2 separate regions of the Homo sapiens genome follow, and region 1 is linked to region 2. Evidence: read pairs that join two places in POLR2A ChIA-PET (ENCODE). Cell type or tissue: Panc1. All regions are shown on one strand. Each heading gives the region's core, and the rest is flanking DNA. Links, peaks and the distances in the headings are about the cores only.

The links. Peaks named below come from ENCODE experiments on the same cell type or tissue, not always from the same donor. Only the 100,000 strongest peaks of a DNase experiment are listed, where the experiment ranks them.
Region 1: POLR2A ChIA-PET joins it to region 2 with 5 read pairs; 2 of 35 experiments call an interaction of 5 or more read pairs at or near these places.

What each region holds. Positions count from the first base shown.
Region 1 is chr15:81,237,006-81,245,870 of GRCh38, reverse strand. The region is part of intron 2 of IL16 (interleukin 16); the gene reads right to left. Among named protein-coding and RNA genes, the nearest start is that of IL16, 45 kb to the right of the region's middle. In Panc1, for the core only: no CTCF peak of the experiment used is centred there; no DNase peak of the experiment used is centred there.
Region 2 is chr15:81,087,867-81,096,731 of GRCh38, reverse strand. No RefSeq gene overlaps it. Among named protein-coding and RNA genes, the nearest start is that of CFAP161, 42 kb to the left of the region's middle. In Panc1, for the core only: no CTCF peak of the experiment used is centred there; a DNase peak (open chromatin) is centred at 4,341; H3K4me3 peaks cover 449 bases.

The DNA of each region.
Region 1 (8,865 bases), core at 2,238-7,237, 150 kb before region 2:
AAGACAGATCAGATAGGAACCTTGGTACCCAAGGAATGACAAGATGACTTCTCTAGGAATTCTTTTGCCTCATGTATTCCAGAATTGCAGCTGGCAATCTGGAATTGCCAGTAGGTACAGGCAAAAAAAAAAAAAAAAAAAAAAAAGCCAAAACAAAAGTCTGATCTCTCTAGCCAAAAGACCATGAAGGGACTGTTCAGCGAGACAGAAAACATTAGACAATAACTGCTCCACTCCACCAAAGAAAAATGGGGCCCTGTCCCACCCATGCCAGCAGTGGCTAGACTTCCATCTTTCCCAGGTAGTAACAACTTACTCCAACCCGGCCGTTGGGGTACTGTCAGAGAAGGCTGAGTAGAGCGATGGGACTTTCATCCTGCCATACGGCAAAAAGCCCTTTTCACCCACAGCCTTAGTGTAAAACATCTGGAGAACTGTAAATCACATCTCTATACAACATTAATGAGAAGTCCCTCACCTTGGGTGTCAACAAAGACCGAATGGGGAAGCTGGACTTCTACCTTTACCTGGCAGTAACAAATGGTGGCCCCTTCCCCACACTCGCAAGAATAATGTCAAAGGCAGCTAAAATGGAAGGTTTGAATAAGATCCAGGGCCTCATAACAATTTTTAAAAGTCCAGGATTCAATTGAAAATTACTAATCATACCAAACCCCAGAAATATTTTGAACAGGATAGAAGAAAAACCATCAATAGATGCCAACACTGAGATGATAGAAAATATAGAAATATTTGACAAAGATTTTAAGGCAGCTGTCATAAAATGTTTTAAATAAGCAATTGCAAACATGCTCAAAACAATGAAAAAGAAAGTTTCAACAAATAAATAGAAGATATGAAGAATCAAGTGGAAACCTTATCACTAAAAAATATAATTATCAAAATAAACTAAAGGAATGAACTCAGGGGACAGAGGAAAGAATCAATTAATCAGAATACGGAATAACAGAAATTACTCAATCTGAACAAGACAGAGAAAAATAGACTGGGAAAAAAATGAACCAAGCCTCAGGGATCTGTGATACTATAACAAAAGAGCTAACATTTGTGTCATAGGGTTGTGGAAGGAGAGAGAAAGAGAATGGGATTCATAAATAATGGCTGAGCACTTCACAAATTTAGGAAAAGAGATGAAATTACAGATTCAAGAAGCTTAGAGAATTCCAAACAATAAATCCAAAGAAACATACATAAAAGCCCATTATAATTTAACTTTAAAAACTAGACACATAAAATTATCTTAAAAACAAGCTGAAAGAAATAACACATTAATTATAAAGGAAACTCAATTCAGATGACAGTAGATTTCTTATCTGAAAGAGGACAGAAGGATGTGGTATATTTTTAAGTAATGGAAGAAAAAAATTGTCAGCCTAAGGTCCTTTATGTAGCAAAAAATATTTTTTTCTGAAATGAAAGAGAAATTAAGAGATTCTGAGATGAAGGAAAATGAATAGAATTTGTCACCACCAGAACTATCCCAAAAAAACAGCTAAAGCACATTCACGAAACAGAAGGAAAACAAACAAACAAACAAAAAGAATCTTAAAACGTCAGGAAGGAAAAACACATGGCAAACAAAATATGAGTAAATACAATAGACTTTTCTTCTCTTGAGTTTTCTAAGTTGTATTTGATGGTTGAAGCAAAAAATGTTAACACTGTGATGTGGTTTTAAGTGTATGTAAAGGAAATATTTTAAGACAATTATAGCATAAACGAGGTAGGTAAAGGGAAATAAGTTTGCTACACTTCACTTGAATTGGTAAAATGATCACTAGTAGACTATAATGAGTTATGTCTATATAATGTAAAGCCCACAACAACAACTAAAAAAGCTATACAAGATTTTTTATAGAGACAATCAATGAAACAAACCTCTAGCAAGACTGCAACATTAAAACAATAAAAAATAGAAGACACAAATTACTAATATCAGAAATAAAAGAGAAGCTATCACTACAAACCCTGAAGACTTCTGAAGGATAATAATGAAATGCTACAAACCACTCTACACACATAAATGTACTAAATGAAATGTACCAATTCCTCAAAAAGCACAAACTACCACAACTCTACAAATATGAAAAACATAATTTGAATAGTTCTATAACTATTAAGAACATTGAATTTGTAATTTCAAAACTTCCAAATGATAAACCTCTAGGGTCAGATGGCTTTACTGAAGAATTCTATCAAACATTTAAAGAATTAACATAAATTGTACACAGTCTTTTCCAGAAAATGGCAGAAAATACATCCCAATTCATCTTATTAAGCTAATATTATCTTGGTACCAAAACCAGACAAAGATTTACAAAAAAAGAAAACTACAAGCCAATAGTCTTCATAAATATAGATGCATGGCCAGACATGGTGGCTCATGCCTATAACAACAGCACTTTGGGAGACTGAGGCAGGTGGATTGCTTGAGCTCAGGAGTTTGAAACCAGACTGGGCAACATGGCAAAATTCTCTCTCTACAAAAAAAACTAAGAAAATAAAAATTAGCCAGGCATGGTGGCACATGCCTATGGTCCCAGCCATTTGAGAGGCTGAGGTGGGAGGATTTCTTGAGCCTGAGAGGTGAAGACTGCAGTGAGCCATGATTGTGCCACTGCACTCCAGCCTGGGTGACAGAGCAAGACCTTGCCTCAAAAAAAAAAAAAAAAAAAAAAAAAAAAAATATATATATATATATATATACTTATATAGCTAATATATAAGCAAAATGTTAGCAAATTGAATTCATCAATATATGAAAAGAATTATACATGATGACCAAGTGGAATTATTCTTGGAATGCAAGGATGGCTCAATATTCAAGAATCAATTGATGTTATTCACTCTATTAATAGGCTAAACAAGAAGAATCACATGATCATATCAATGAATGCAAAAAAATTTTTTGACCAAATTAAGTACCCAATCATGATTAAAAGCTGTCAGTACACTAGGACTAGAGGAGAATATCTTCAACCTCATAAAGAACATCTGCAAAAAACCTGTGGCTAAAACCATAATTAATAATGAAAACTAAACGTTTTCACCAAGACTGGGGACAAAGAAAGAATGCCCAATCTCAACACTCTCATTCAACATACTACTGGAAGTTCTACTTACTACAATAAGGAAACAAAAGAAAATAAAAAGCATAAAGATCAGAAAGGAAGAAATAAAACTGTCCTTGTTTGTTGATGATGTTGTTGTCTACACAGAAAAACTCAATGCCTAGAACTAATGAGTTTCAGTAATTCATAGGTATAAAATTAGCTTACAAAAATCAATTGTATTTCTATCTACTATCAATGAATATTTGGACACCCAAATTAAAATGCATACCATTTATAATCACTCAAAAGAAAGCAAAATACTTAGGCATAAATCTGACAAAACATGTATAGGACTTGTATGCTACAAACTACAAAGACACTAATGAGAGAAATGAAAGATGATCTAAATAAATACAGAGACATACCATATTCATAGATTGAAAAACTCAGCATAGTAAAGATTAATTCTTCCCAAACTGATATGCTGGTTTAACGCAATTCCTACCAAAACTTCAGTAAGACTTTTTGTAGATATAGACAAAATTATTCCAAAATTTATATGTAAATGCAAAGGGATTACATTAGCTAAAACGACTGAAATAGAAGAATAAAATGGGCGGAATCAGTCTACCCAATTTTAAGACTTAATGTATAGCTACAGAATTCAGCACTGTGTGATATTTGGTAAGAGATATACATAGAATAGAGAACACAGAAATAAGCCTGAAGCATATACCAAACTGATATGTGACAAAGATGCAGCAGGAATTCAATGGAAGATAGTTTTTTTCAACAAATGGTGCTATAATTGGATATCCACAGGAGAGAAAAAAAAAAAAAGCTTGGTTTAAGTTTCACATTTCACACAAAAATTAACTCAAAATGGACTTACAAGTATAATGTAAGACTATGAAACTTCTAGAAAAAATAGGAGAAAAGGTGGAGGTGGGGTTGGGAGGGAAGTGACTGTGGCTATATAAAGGTAACATGAGGGAACCTTGCGATGATGGAAATATTCTATATACTGGCTGCATCAACATCAGTAATATTCTACTATAATTTTACAAGATGTTACCATTGGGGGAAACTGGATTATACACAGACTTCTCTGTATTGTTTTCTTGTGACTTTTGGTGAATCTACCATAATTGCAAAATAAAATGTTTAATTAAAATAACTATTTAAAAATTGCATTCCATATGCCAGCAAATAGCAGTTCATAAATAGAATTATTAAAAAGATAAGAATTACAATGCACCAGAAAATGAGGAATGCCTGGGAACTAATCTAATGAAAGATATGTAAGCCCTTGCTGAAGAAAATTATAAAAATTGCTGAAATACATTAAATAAGGCCTGAATAATGCAGCAATATATCATGTCTATTAAAGTGGTAGGCTTAATAGATGTCAATTCTCCCCCAAATTTATCTACAAATTTAATGCAGTATCAAACTTTCAAGTCTTTTTTTTTTAGATTTAAGCTTATCCTTAAATATTTATCAAGAAGCAAAGGGCCTCAAATAAATAAGTATATCTAAATAAACACTAGGAAGGAGATACTTTCATACAAGAGAACAATACTTGTTTTAAAATATAGTGATTAAGACAATGGCTTATTGGCATACAAATCTTAAAAACTGACCAAATGGAATAGAATAGAGAGCCTAGAAACAACCCCATGTTCATAAGAGGAAACCTGAATTCTGACAAAACTAATACTTTAGATCTGTGGGGAAAGAGACACTTTTCAACAGAGGGCGCTGGAACAATGGGCTAACTGTATGGAAAAAAAATAATGTACCCCTATACCCCACAGACATCAATTCCAGGTAGACTAAAAACATAAACACAAAAGGCAAAACTCTAAGATGTTTAGAAGACAACAAAAAAGAATAGACATTATAAAATAATGTTTATTACTTTAGGAAATGGTAACAATTTTTAATAAGATACAAAAGCATAAAGTATAAAGGAAAGGATTGATAAATCCCACATTAAAGTTAGGAACTTCTACTCATCGATTAAAAGAGTAAAAATGACAAATTAAAAGCTGGGAGAAAATAGAGAAAGCTGGGAAAAGAAGGAAGAAGACTAGCAAGCCAAAAGAAAAATAGAAAAAGGTTTGAATGAGTATATAACATTGAAGTTTCTATAAAATATGAAAAAAGGTTTATATACGTACAACGTTATTAGTAATCAGGGAAATGAAAGTTGCAACTAAAATTAGAAACAATTTCATTGCCCTGAGATTGGAGAAAGTTTAAAATCTGATGTTATCAAGGATTGATGAGGATGCAAAGGAACAAAGAAACTTACACCTGCTGATGGAAGGGTAGATTGGTATAACCACTTCAGAAAATAATTTGGCTTTATCTAGTATATATGAAAATTCCCATACCCTTTGACTCACCATTTCCACACCTAGATTTATACTCTACTGAACTTGCACAGATGCCACTGGAGGTATGTACAAGAATGCCCATGGAAGTATAGTCTCTAATTTAAAGTAGGTGAGGGGAAAGGGGAAATATCTCAAACGTCCACCAATAGTAGAATGGATAAATTGAGTGGTTTTCACACAATGGAAAACTCAAGAGCAGAGAAAAATCAATGAACTACAACAAAATGAAATAATATGAATGAATTCCTGGAACATAATATTGAATAACATAAACAAATTTACCAAAGAGGAATCACAGTGCAATAGCATTGATATCATGTTCACAAATAAGAAGAACGGAGACTTCCAATTCCAGGACAAGATGGTAGAGACTGACTTTCCTCCTCTTTGCTAAATACAACTAAATACCCTGGGAATTATTTAATAGACAACAATATAAAGATTCTGAAAGTCAGAATGAACTGGTTAGTTACCTCAGGACTTGGGAAACAACAATAGGGTGAGTTCCCTGGATTTTCTTTCTATCTACTATCTACCCCAAACTAGAGGCTGGAGAGGCCTGCAACCCAGAACTGCCAATAGGCAAAGCCAAAAACAAACAAACAAACAAACAAACAAACAAAGACAAGCCTGTTCTCGCCAGCCTGGCTAAAACACCAGGAAAGGAGGAAGACCAGCAAAGACCTAGTGGGGAATCCCAGCCTCTGTTCCACAACCAGGGTGCCAAGATGTGGTCTGATATGTCTACTTTAGCAGCAGCAAAATCCTAGGTTAACTCAGCCCCACTCTATCACTGGGGCACTGGCAAGTGGTCCAGTTCATCTTCAGGGGCAGCATCAGCTGAGTGCTTCATTTTTTTCTGCTCTCCACCTAGTAGAAAAAGAGGCCCAGGCCCTGTAGGTTTTTTCTGTCCCCAAACCTAAGCAGCAGATGGTCACCCAGTGGTACCAGGCAGCCCAGGAAAGGTCTTTTCACCCCAGTAGACAGAACTGCAGGGATTGAGCAAGACCACTGGTAGTGCCAGAAAATGAAGCATACCAGAATAGCACTGCAAGGGCTCTGAACACTGAAATGCCATTGTAACAAAAGCTCATAAGAGTAGGCCAGAACTACATGCTAATCCTAAACAGAGTGGCTGCCTACTAAAACAAAAGATCTAAGTCAGATGAAGAGTCTTCTCACATAATAATCAAAATGTCCAAGATACAATTGAGTCACTTATAATGTCAAGAACTGAGAATTCACGAGTCATGTGAGAAAAGATAAACTAAAATAAACCCAAATAAATCAACAACTAGATACATCATAATTAAACTTCTAAAAACTAAAGATGAAGAAAATTTGTTTAAATAACAAAAAGATGACACATTACCTGTAAAGAAAAAAAAAAAAGAACACCAATTCAAATGACAGCAGATTTCACATCTGAAAACATGAAGGTCAGAAGTCAGGACACATTTTTTTAAGCATAAAGAAATTCATGTCAACCATAAATCCTATATCTATTGAAACTACCCTTCAGGAATGATGGAAAATAAAGATATTCTCAGGTAAAAAAAAAAAAAAACTAAAAGAATTCATTGCTAGCAGGCCTACCCTTAAAGAATGGCTAAAGGAAATTCTTCAAATACAAAGAAAATGATAAAATGTCTGGAACCTTTGGAAAGGAAAGAAGAAGAATAGAATGAGTAAAAATATAAATAAACATAATAGATCATCTTTCCCTTTATGAGTTTTTTTACTTATATTTTATGGTTGGGGCAAAAGTTATAACAACACCTAATGAGGTGTTCAATAGATATAGAGAAAGTACTTAAAACAATAATATTTAAGAAATGGAGAAAAGTAAAGTGATCTAAATATAAGTAAGACTTCTACACTTTACTCGAAGTGGTAAAATGTCAGTACCAATAGGCTGCATAACAAGTTATGTGCATATATGGTAATATATACAGCAACCACTATGAAAACTATAAAAAGTTATATACTCAAAAGCATAATAAATAAATCAAAGTGGAACTCTTTAAAATGTTCAAGGATTACACCGGATGGCAAAAGAAAATAAATGGAGGAACAAGAAATAAAGGGAACAAACAGGAAACAAATAATAAAATGACAGACTTAAGTTCTAACATACAAGTTATTACTTTAAATATAAATTGCTTAAATACACCAGTTAAAATACAGAGACTAGGCCGGGCGCAGTGGCTCACGCCTGTAATCCCAGCACTTTGGGAGGCTGAGGTGGGTGGATCACGAGGTCAGGAGTTCAAGACCAGCCTGGCCAAGATGGTAAAACCCCATCTCTACTAAAAATACAAAAATTAGCCAGGCTTGGTGGCAGGTGCCTGTAATCCCAGCTACTCGGAAGGCTGAGGCAGAGAATTGCTTGCACCTGGGAGGCGGAGGTTGCAGTGAGCCGAGATTGCATCACTGCACTCCAGCCTGGGTGACAGAGCAAGACTCCGTCTCAAAATAAATAAATAAATAAAATAAATAAAATTAAAAAATAAAATAAAGAGACTGGTAGAGTGAATAAAAATTTCTAAATGACCCAATTATATGCCATCCATAAGAAACTCACTTGAAACATAACAAATAGGTTGAAAATAAAAGGATAAAAAATAGACACCATGTAAATGCTAATCAAAAATAAGTGGAACTAAATAATAAAACATTCAGATATACAAACAGGTATAATAAAGTATAAAGAAAAGCAAGAGAATAATAACCCAAAATTAAGTGGTTACCTTAGAGAGGAGTGAGAATGGAAAGGCATCAGGTAGGAACATTCAAATAATCTCAAAGTTAACGGTAAGGTTTGTTTCTTAAACTTGATAATTGACACACCGGTGTATAGGGCATCTTTATTTTTTAGAGTGTGTATACATCTTACAAATTCATTTTTATATGTTCAATATTTAATAAAATACTTTGAAGATCTTAAAATAATAAACTATGATACATGTGTGTGATGTATAGAATCTCATGCAGCCTTAAACCTTTTTTCAGACATTCTTCTAAACTGGGGGTGGAAACACAAATTGTTACAGTAAATTCCTCCTACCTGCAGCTAGTTGCCATTCTTCAATGGGAATATGTAAGTTTCTTAATTGTTTGTTGTTTCAAGCAGGGATGGTGGAAACTAAGGGTGCAGGATAAGAGGAGGATCAGGAAAAGATTTATGGCGGATGCTCCACTGAAGCTGAGCCTTAGAGGATAACTAAAACTTGGGTTCATAAAGATGAGAGTGAGGAAGATATTCCAGGCAGAGAGCCACAAGGACAAAGGCTTGGAGGCAGTAACCAGTGGGTTATATGTGAAGGACAGGGAGAAGCCTACATGGGTTGTAATGTACAAATGAAGGGCCGTATTGAGAAATAGAGTTG
Region 2 (8,865 bases), core at 2,216-7,215:
GGAAGGAGAGGTGGGAGCTGACCATCTCAACTGACCTCCTTACTTTATGATGGGAAGAACCTAGACTGACAGAGAGAAACTTACGCCCAAGGGCTCGCATCTGTGGCTACACAGATATAATTCCTGTGGTCATCAGTATTTTGTTTTGTTTTGTTTCGTTTTTCAGAGTCTCACTCTGTTGCCCAGGCTGGAAGGCTGGAGTTCAGTGGTGTGATTTCGGCTCACTGCAACCTCTGCCTCCCGAGTTCAAGCAATTCTCCTGCCTCCACCTCCTGAGTAGCTGGGATTACAGGCATGCACCACCATGCCCAGATAAATTTTCATATTTTTAGTAGAGACGGGGTTTCACCATGTTGGCCATGCTGGCCTCAAACGCCTGACTTCAAGTGATCCACCTGCCTCTCAAAGTGCTGGAATTACAGGTGTGAGCCACGCGCACAGCCTAATCATCAGTTCTAAGACAGCTGCTTGTCTCTGCATAAAAGAGGGAGCACTTGTCTTCTGGGTCTCCACACACCTGAGGAACAGCAGCGCCTCACCAAGAGTTGATGCTGAGATAGCCCCAGGGTTTTCAGCTTGAGACTTTTATGTCTAGAAAGAACTCTCTCTCTGTTTTCAGTCTTCCGTTTTTGTGTCTGCTGTTATGAAGACCTCCTGAAATAGCTGGCTCAGTCTCTCTCAGTCCTGTGACTCCGGAAGCCTGGTCCTGTCTCTCTGAAGTTATTTCTGGTTGGGAAGTTGGTCTCTCAGTATATCTGACTCTAGTGAGACCTGAGGGTCAAGACCCCACAGTCACTTTAGGCCACCACAGACCTCATGAGGTTGGCAAAAACAGACTTCTGTTGTCCTTATCAGTCAGTGCCAGGGGAAGGGAGAGGTCAGAGAGAGACAGCGAGACAGAGAGAGAGCATCACAAGGTCAGAGGAGGGGGCGGCCAGGATGCCCAGAAGGAAGAGTAATTCTGTATTCCCTTCCCCGCTTAGAAGTCGTAGCTTCATTCTGGGTAGCCTCGTGTGGCCATTTTGCAGCCCCGCCAGGGCAGTTCTGTGAAGCACTTTCTCTGAATTTTGCTCAACACATCCAATCAATAAGATTGAAGACACACTGCAAATGGAGCCCACCGGAAGTGAGGGCACCAGAACCACTGTGCAGGGAGTGTCACTTAAAGATGCAGCTCAGTCCTGCCTCACCAGGAGTGCAAAACCTCAACCCATTGTTCTTATCATTACCATTATGATTATTACTACTATTAACAACAACAATGATAAGAATGGTGTTATGAGTGTGAAGAGCTTGGCAGTCAAGTACAAAACTGAGGCATAGGCCGGGCACAGTGGCTCATGTCTTAGTCCCTGCACTTTGGGAGGCCAAGGCAGGAGAATCGCTTGAGCCCAGGAGTTTGAGACCAGCTTTGGCCACATAGTGGGACCCTGTCTCTACAAAAAAATAAAATAACCAGGTGTAGTAGAGCATGCCTGTCATCCCAGCTACTCAGGAGTCTGAGGTAGGAGGATCGCTTGAGCCCTGGTGGTTGAGGCTGCAGTAAGCTGTGATTACGCCACTGCACTTCAGCCTGGGTGACAGAGCGAGAACCTGTCTCAAAAAAAAACCTGTCTCGTGTGTGTGTGTGTGTGTGTGTGTGTGTGTGTGAAAAACAAAACTGAGGCTTGTATTTCCCCAAAAGAAATTAGGTGTGTTTTAATCTCTCCATATGCCAGGATTGGCATGAAGTCCAAAATCAACTATTCTTCCCTATGACCAAACATAGAGAAATCTAGGCAACTGATAGGTGTCCAAAAACAATGTTTCTTTGTGTGGGGGCATCTTTCTGTTGTTTTTTTCTTGTTTCCCCCAAAGCCACTACTGCATACTAGCCATTCCCCAACTGTCTAACAGTGAGGTTCTGGATGAAACCCTCTTGCTTGCCCAAATACTCATCCAGCAGGGTAAGTCCTCTGCAGTGGTGAGATGCTTCCATCAGTTGTGCCTTTCCTCCCAACCTGGCCACCTGGCACCTTGCTCTAGGCCTCAAGGGACCGGTATATTATGCCAAGTCCCCCACTGACACCCACACATATATCCCCTGGGAGGTTCTGACCCTTGAAGGCATGTGATCTTGTGCCCTGGTCTCCTTCCCAATCAATCTGAAGCTGCTTCCTTACCTGGGATCCAAGTCCCATCATCTAGGGTTGAGACATTTCCCTCTTCTCACTGCATTAACCTGCAACCCCTAGCCCTTGGCTAATCCATCCTGCAGGGAAGATCTATCCCCTCACACAGTAGAAGAAGTTTGCCCTTCAGAGTCTTTAATTTTCAAAAGCAAAGCCTTCCCTGGAGTCTTCTTGGTTGAATTCTCCAAGGAGCCAACTCTGAGAAAAGGAATGAGTGTAAGTAGGTGAATGGGAAGCGATCCCAGGACCCTAGTAGGGGCGGAGGGAAGTGAGACGGGGAATGGAAGGAGCCTACAAAGGGCACCTCATCACATAAATTTCCACTGTGGGCAACTGGGGCTTCATCTCTCTGGGGAACTCTGGGAGGTAACACAGAACACAAACCTCAACTGTATCCCACCTGAGGAGGGAGGGATTTGGGGTATTTATCCACCAGCTCCCACCAGTCATTGGTTGAAGATTGCTGGCGAAGAGTACGAATTCCTAAGCACTTCCAACCATGTGGGGACAGAGTGGGCTCAGGTGGCTAGGAAAGTCCCCAGTCCCCAAGCAAAAAGGATAAAAGAAAGACACAGGTGCTAGAAGTTGGAAGTCAGGTCAAAGTGCCAGGAAAAGGTAAGAGCTAAGGGGACGGGGTGGGCCAAGGGGAGTATCACTCCCACTGAGGAGAGGAAGTCCAGTCTTCATGAACACTAAGGCATGACCATCAAAGGACCTTGCAGGGGAGAGAAAAATAGTTTTCTTATTCTGCTTAAAAATCCAGGGCAGCAAATTTACTAATTAAATAACTAATGTTTATTGTTGTTGTTTGTTGTTGTTGTTGTTGTTTGAGATGGAGTCTCACTCTGTTGCCCAGGCCGGAGTGCAATGGTGCTATCTTGGCTCACTGCAATCTCTGCCACCCAGGTTCAAGCAATTCTCCTGCCTCAGCCTCCTGAGTAGCTGGGATTACAGGCGCCCGCCACCACACCCAGCTAATTTTTGTATTTTTAGTAGAGACGGGGTTTCACCATGTTGGCCAGGCTGGTCTTGAACTCCTAACCTCAGGGGATCTGCCCACCTCGGCCTCCCAAAGTGCTGGGATTACAGGCGTAAATAACTAATGTTTAAAATTCCTAATAACTCATCCTATTAAACATTTCTCATCCTAAGCATCTATTATGTATCTACCACTATATTAGGCACTTCACATTTGATATTGCTTTTAATCTCCACAACAGCCCTGCAGGACAGATCTATCCCCTCGTACAGCAGAAGAAATGGCACAGAGAGCTTGGACAGCACAGGCTCAAGATAGGGTAGCTCCTAAAAAGCTAACTGCCACTCCATTGTCAACCAGAAGGGAAAGGAACTTTTAGTCTTGCCATCTGCATGCAAACCTAGTGGATGATTAGAGAAATATAGGATAAAGAAACTACCACAGAACAACCTCAGAAATGGATACCTATGATAAATTAAGATCCCCAGAGGCAGAAACAAAGACCACCTAGATTAGACAATCTTTTTTACATATGTTTTCAGCTAAACCTAGGTTGGGCCAACCTGTGTGAACCTTCCAGGCAGTCTCATATATTTGACCTTATTTTAGCTGCGCAGCGTGCTTTGAGGTAGATCTCTCTGTTTTATGACAAAGAAAATGAGGTGCAAACAATTAGGTAAATTGCTCGAGATCATGGTTAATCTGTATCAAAGCTGGGATCAAGCCTAGCTCCAGCTCCATTCGTACTGACACACAGATACAAGCAAGCTACTGAAATGCATTACCAGGAAAGATCATGATTTCATTTTTTGAAGTTATTTTTCAAAAAAGAATGGACCACTGTCCTTGGGGAAGTCATTTGGTACGCTGCCAACACAGCCGCAAAGGGTAAGTAGGAACTAACTAGGTCTTCCGCTCATGTTCCTGTCCAGGCTAAGAAGTTAATTCTCTTCAATTGTTTCTGCCTCCTTCTTTCCTTCTTCCTTCCCTCTTGTCTCATTTGTTTTCTCCTTTTGCCTACTCTCATCTCCTTGTCTATAAGGGTCAGGATCTCTGTAAAGCTCTAACTTGGTTTCTGCTTTTTTCCTCCAGACTCCAAGATGAATCATCTGGTGCTCATGTTGCTATAATTACCGGCACATTTGTACGGTGCAGGGTGGAGGGAGAAGAGTTAGCTCACCGTGAGGCTGGGAAAGGAATGGCCTTGATCTAAGCTGCAGCCTGGTTCTAATTTTAGCAACAACGAAGCATTGGACTTCCTGGAGGTATCAGATTGCCCGTGTTCTCTGCTCCCTGAGCTGGGCTGACACTAGACATATGGAAGAGATTCAGATCACAAGAATCACCAAATCAACTCTCACCTCTGGGTCATCGTGCCCAACCTCTGTCTCAGAAAGTAGGGACAAGGTGTCTCGCAATGTCAGAGCTTAGCGATCTCCTCGTAAAACTCCTTGAGTGATACACAAAGCAGGGGTAAAGAGGAAAACAGAATTCCCCATCATGAAAGGCCAGCAGAGCCAGGTCTAGCACCCAGGTCTTCCGGCGTCCAGTCTCCGGTGTTCCTTCTGACATCACCCTCTAAAGGTTAGGGCTTTAGCCGGAGGATTTATTGTTTCCCTTTTGAAGTATGGGCCATTCAGAAATATTTCTTTTTTTTTTTTATTATACTTTAAGTTTTAGGGTACATGTGCACAATGTGCAGGTTAGTTACATATATATACATGTGCCATGCTGGTGCGCTGCACCCACTAACTCGTCATCTAGCATTAGGTATATCTCCCGATGCTATCCCTCCCCCCTCCCCCCACCCCCCACCCCACAACAGTCCCCAGAGCGTGATATTCCCCTTCCTGTGTCCATGTGTTCTCATTGTTCAATTCCCACCTATGAGTGAGAATATGCGGTGTTTGGTTTTTTGTTCTTGCGATAGTTTACTGAGAATGATGATTTCCAATTTCATCCATGTCCCTACAAAGGACATGAACTCATCATTTTTTATGGCTGCATAGTATTCCATGGTGTATATGTGCCACATTTTCTTAATCCAGTCTATCATTGTTGGACATTTGGGTTGGTTCCAAGTCTTTGCTATTGTGAATAATGCCTCAATAAACATACGTGTGCATGTGTCTTTATAGCAGCATGATTTATAGTCCTTTGGGTATATACCCAGTAATGGGATGGCTGGGTCAAATGGTATTTCTAGTTCTAGATCCCTGAGGAATCGCCACACTGACTTCCACAATGGTTGAACTAGTTTACGGTCCCACCAACAGTGTAAAAGTGTTCCTATTTCTCCACATCCTCTCCAGCACCTGTTGTTTCCTGACTTTTTAATGATTGCCATTCTAACTGGTGTGAGATGGTATCTCATTGTGGTGTTGGTTTGCATTTCTCTGATGGCCAGTGATGGTGAGCATTTTTTCATGTGTTTTTTGGCTGCATAAATGTCTTCTTTTGAGAAGTGTCTGTTCATGTCCTTTGACCACTTTTTGATGGGGTTGTTTGTTTTTTTCTTGTAAATTTGTTTGAGTTCATTGTAGATTCTGGATATTAGCCCTTTGTCAGATGAGTAGGTTGCGAAAATTTTCTCCCATTCTGTCGGTTGGCTGTTCATTCTGATGGTAGTTTCTTTTGCTGTGCAGAAGCTCTTTAGTTTAATTAGATCCCATTTGTCAATTTTGGCTTTTGTTGCCATTGCTTTGCCATTCAGAAATATTTCTAAATAATTTCCCCTACTAATTCTATATCGTTAATGAGGTAAAATTTACACACAGTGGAATGCACAGATATCATGCATATAATTTAATGAATTTTGAAAAAGGTACCACCCCTATCAAGACAAAGAATACTTCCATCACCCCCAGAAAATGCCCCCATGTTTCCCTTTCTAGTCAATTTCCCAGTCCACCCCTTAGCCAACTGCAGTTCTAATTTTTATCAACATGGATTAGTTTTGCTGATTCTTAACTTCAAATAAATGGAATCATGGTATCTGGGAGGCGGACAGGATTCTAACCCTTAGCTTCTTGCAGGTCCTATGCCTGATGGTCCCAGTTACATTTCTCCTATCCAAGCCACTTCTTGCTGGACTGAGTGGGAAGAACTCTTAACTCTGGGGCTCCATCCCCTAAGCTCATGATGTGGAAAATTTAAAATGAGGCCACAGTGATCTCTGTTGCATTTTCAACTTAGAGGACATTCAATTTAGTTTTCTGCCATGAGCCAGGCTTATACTCCTGAGAGTTCTTTATTCCATCCTTCCAGATCTCCTGGAGCAAAGTCTGTGTACATTTTAGTTACTTAATAATGACTCTTCCTCCTTCAATTAACCTGAATGTTTTTTATTTCATTACAACGCAAGCCCATTTCTACATGTTTTCTCCCCAGTGAAGCTGTTGAACAATTGGTCAATAGTACAGTAATGCAATAAGAAATCTACTTATATTTCACCCTATGATCTCACTGGGCATAGATTTTCTGTATCCATTCTGAAGAATTTGGCATTGAACATAGGTTTGTGTTACAATTGCTACATACAAACTTGAATTTGAATTATAACTCTACCAGCAACTGGTCCTATTTTCGAGTCTTGTTATTGTCTGTCCTTGGCAATGCAGTTGTCCCCGGTGGAAAGCATGTGTGCATTAGTGAGCCACACCTCCTTGAGGGTGTCTCTCACCTGGGGTCAGCTGTGCACATAGCTCCCCTAAGTAGCCTTTGCCTAATCTTGCCTTTACCTCTCTTGCCTATACCTCATGTCATAGAACTCTCATCAAAGTGCTCAAGAGCTTCTTGAAGGACACATTGTTTCTATATCCCCAGCAGTAGCCATCACCATAAAGGCTGACTCAATAAAGATTAATAAATAAATTAATCAATAAACTATCTGGCTCAGTCTGGGGAAGAGTAAGAGATGGGTTCCTCAAAAGCATTGACTCCTTCCCATAACCAGGGGTGCTCCCTTCTTGGTCCCGAGCCAGTACAGATTCAGTACAAATCCATGACCAAGATCCTCCCTATCCTTAATAAATCTTGGTCCCAGGGTAAGGGGTAGAGAACCAGAGGGAAAAATGTCTACTAAATGTTTCCAGTGTCATTAAATGGCTGGCTATCCCAGACTTCCCCTCAACCCTCTCATCTCATCTGGGTGCCCACTTTTAGGGTAATTACAACTATGCTCTCCCCAAGTTCCCTTCTTATAACTCGTCTTTTTTCTCTGTCAGAGGCTTACTTTACGTACACAGTTCGTCAGACTGCACTTATTACAAAATAAAGGAATGCTCATTCCCTAAAAAAGGTCTTCCATTTTCTTCATTCTGTATTCGGTAACCACAATCCTATCCACAAAGCACACTATTTCATTAAACGCAAGTTTCACTGAGTTCTTAGGCTCCCAGCATATATGCTTACAGCCTACTTCATTGCCTTCAGTAAAAGAAAGACATTCTAGGGTATACGGGTTTTTGGGGGGCAGTGAGGCAGTTAGGCAGAGGTTCGGGGAAGAGTGATGATGGAAGTCGGAGGAACTCCTGCAAGGGCAGCCTGTAGGCTCATCAGTCTGGAGAGACCTGGACAATGCCTGGTAGGACACTAGTGAACTCAGAAAACAGCCCTTGCAGAGTGGCATGTAAGGGGTTAAGGCCATCCAGACTTGTTTATGGAGCAAACACTGTAGATCCCAGAGGGCAGGGAGAATAAAGTTGCTAGAAAGTGCATGTAAGTCTCTTTTCCTTGTCTTGTCTTGGCTGCCTCCATCCTGGAAGTCTGGCCCTGCATCACAAGAGTTCTTAAGTTATTCCATTAAGCACGTGATTTTTATCCACAAACAAATGTTTAGCCTCTTAGATTTTCTCTGCACTCAAAAGCCAAAATGAATACCATCCTTTGCATAAAAAACAGCTGACCTGGAGCCCCAGACCATATGAGGCAGAAACTCACACTCCCCACGCTCTGCCCTAGCAGCTGTGCCCCCACGGCCTCTGAAAACTTCCCCAGGCAGTATCAGCCATCCCATCGCACAGTGCTGCAGCAGACTACAAAACAGAACTAATAAGAAATATGCACGGGTTATAAATCATGGAATCAGAGCTAGAAGGGATGTTACAAACCTTCTGATCCAACTCTTACATTTTAAAGAAGAAGAACCTGAAGGAAAGCGATTTTCCTGGGTCATGTAGCAAACAAGCAGTGAGGTAGGCTCTGGGTTGATTTGACCCCAGCTATGAAGCCATCACTTTAAGCAACATGCCGTGATGATACCAGACATGTTTTGTGAACCTTTCTAGTTAACCTACAGAGATGAGTGAAGTCCTCTGGAAACTTACAGAAACAAAAAGCAGTTCTAGGGTATACAGGTTTTGGGGGGCCAGTGAGGCAGTTAGGCAGAGGTTCGGGGAAGAGTGATGGTGGAAATCAGAGCAACTCCTGCAAGGGCAGCCTGTAGACTCATCAGTGTGAAGAGACCTGGACAATGCCTAGTAGGACACTACTGAGCTCAGAAAACAGCCCTTACAGAGTGGCATGTAAGGGGTTAAGGCCGTCCAGAGTTGTTTATGGAGCAAACACTGTAGATCCCAGAGTGCAGGGAGAATAAAGTTGGAGAAAGGGCATGTGAGTGTGTCTGAATGTGTGAGCATGTGTGAAAGCATGTGCATGTGTGTGAAAGTATATGAGAATGCACCTGTGTGTGTGCATGTGTGTGTGTGTGGGTGC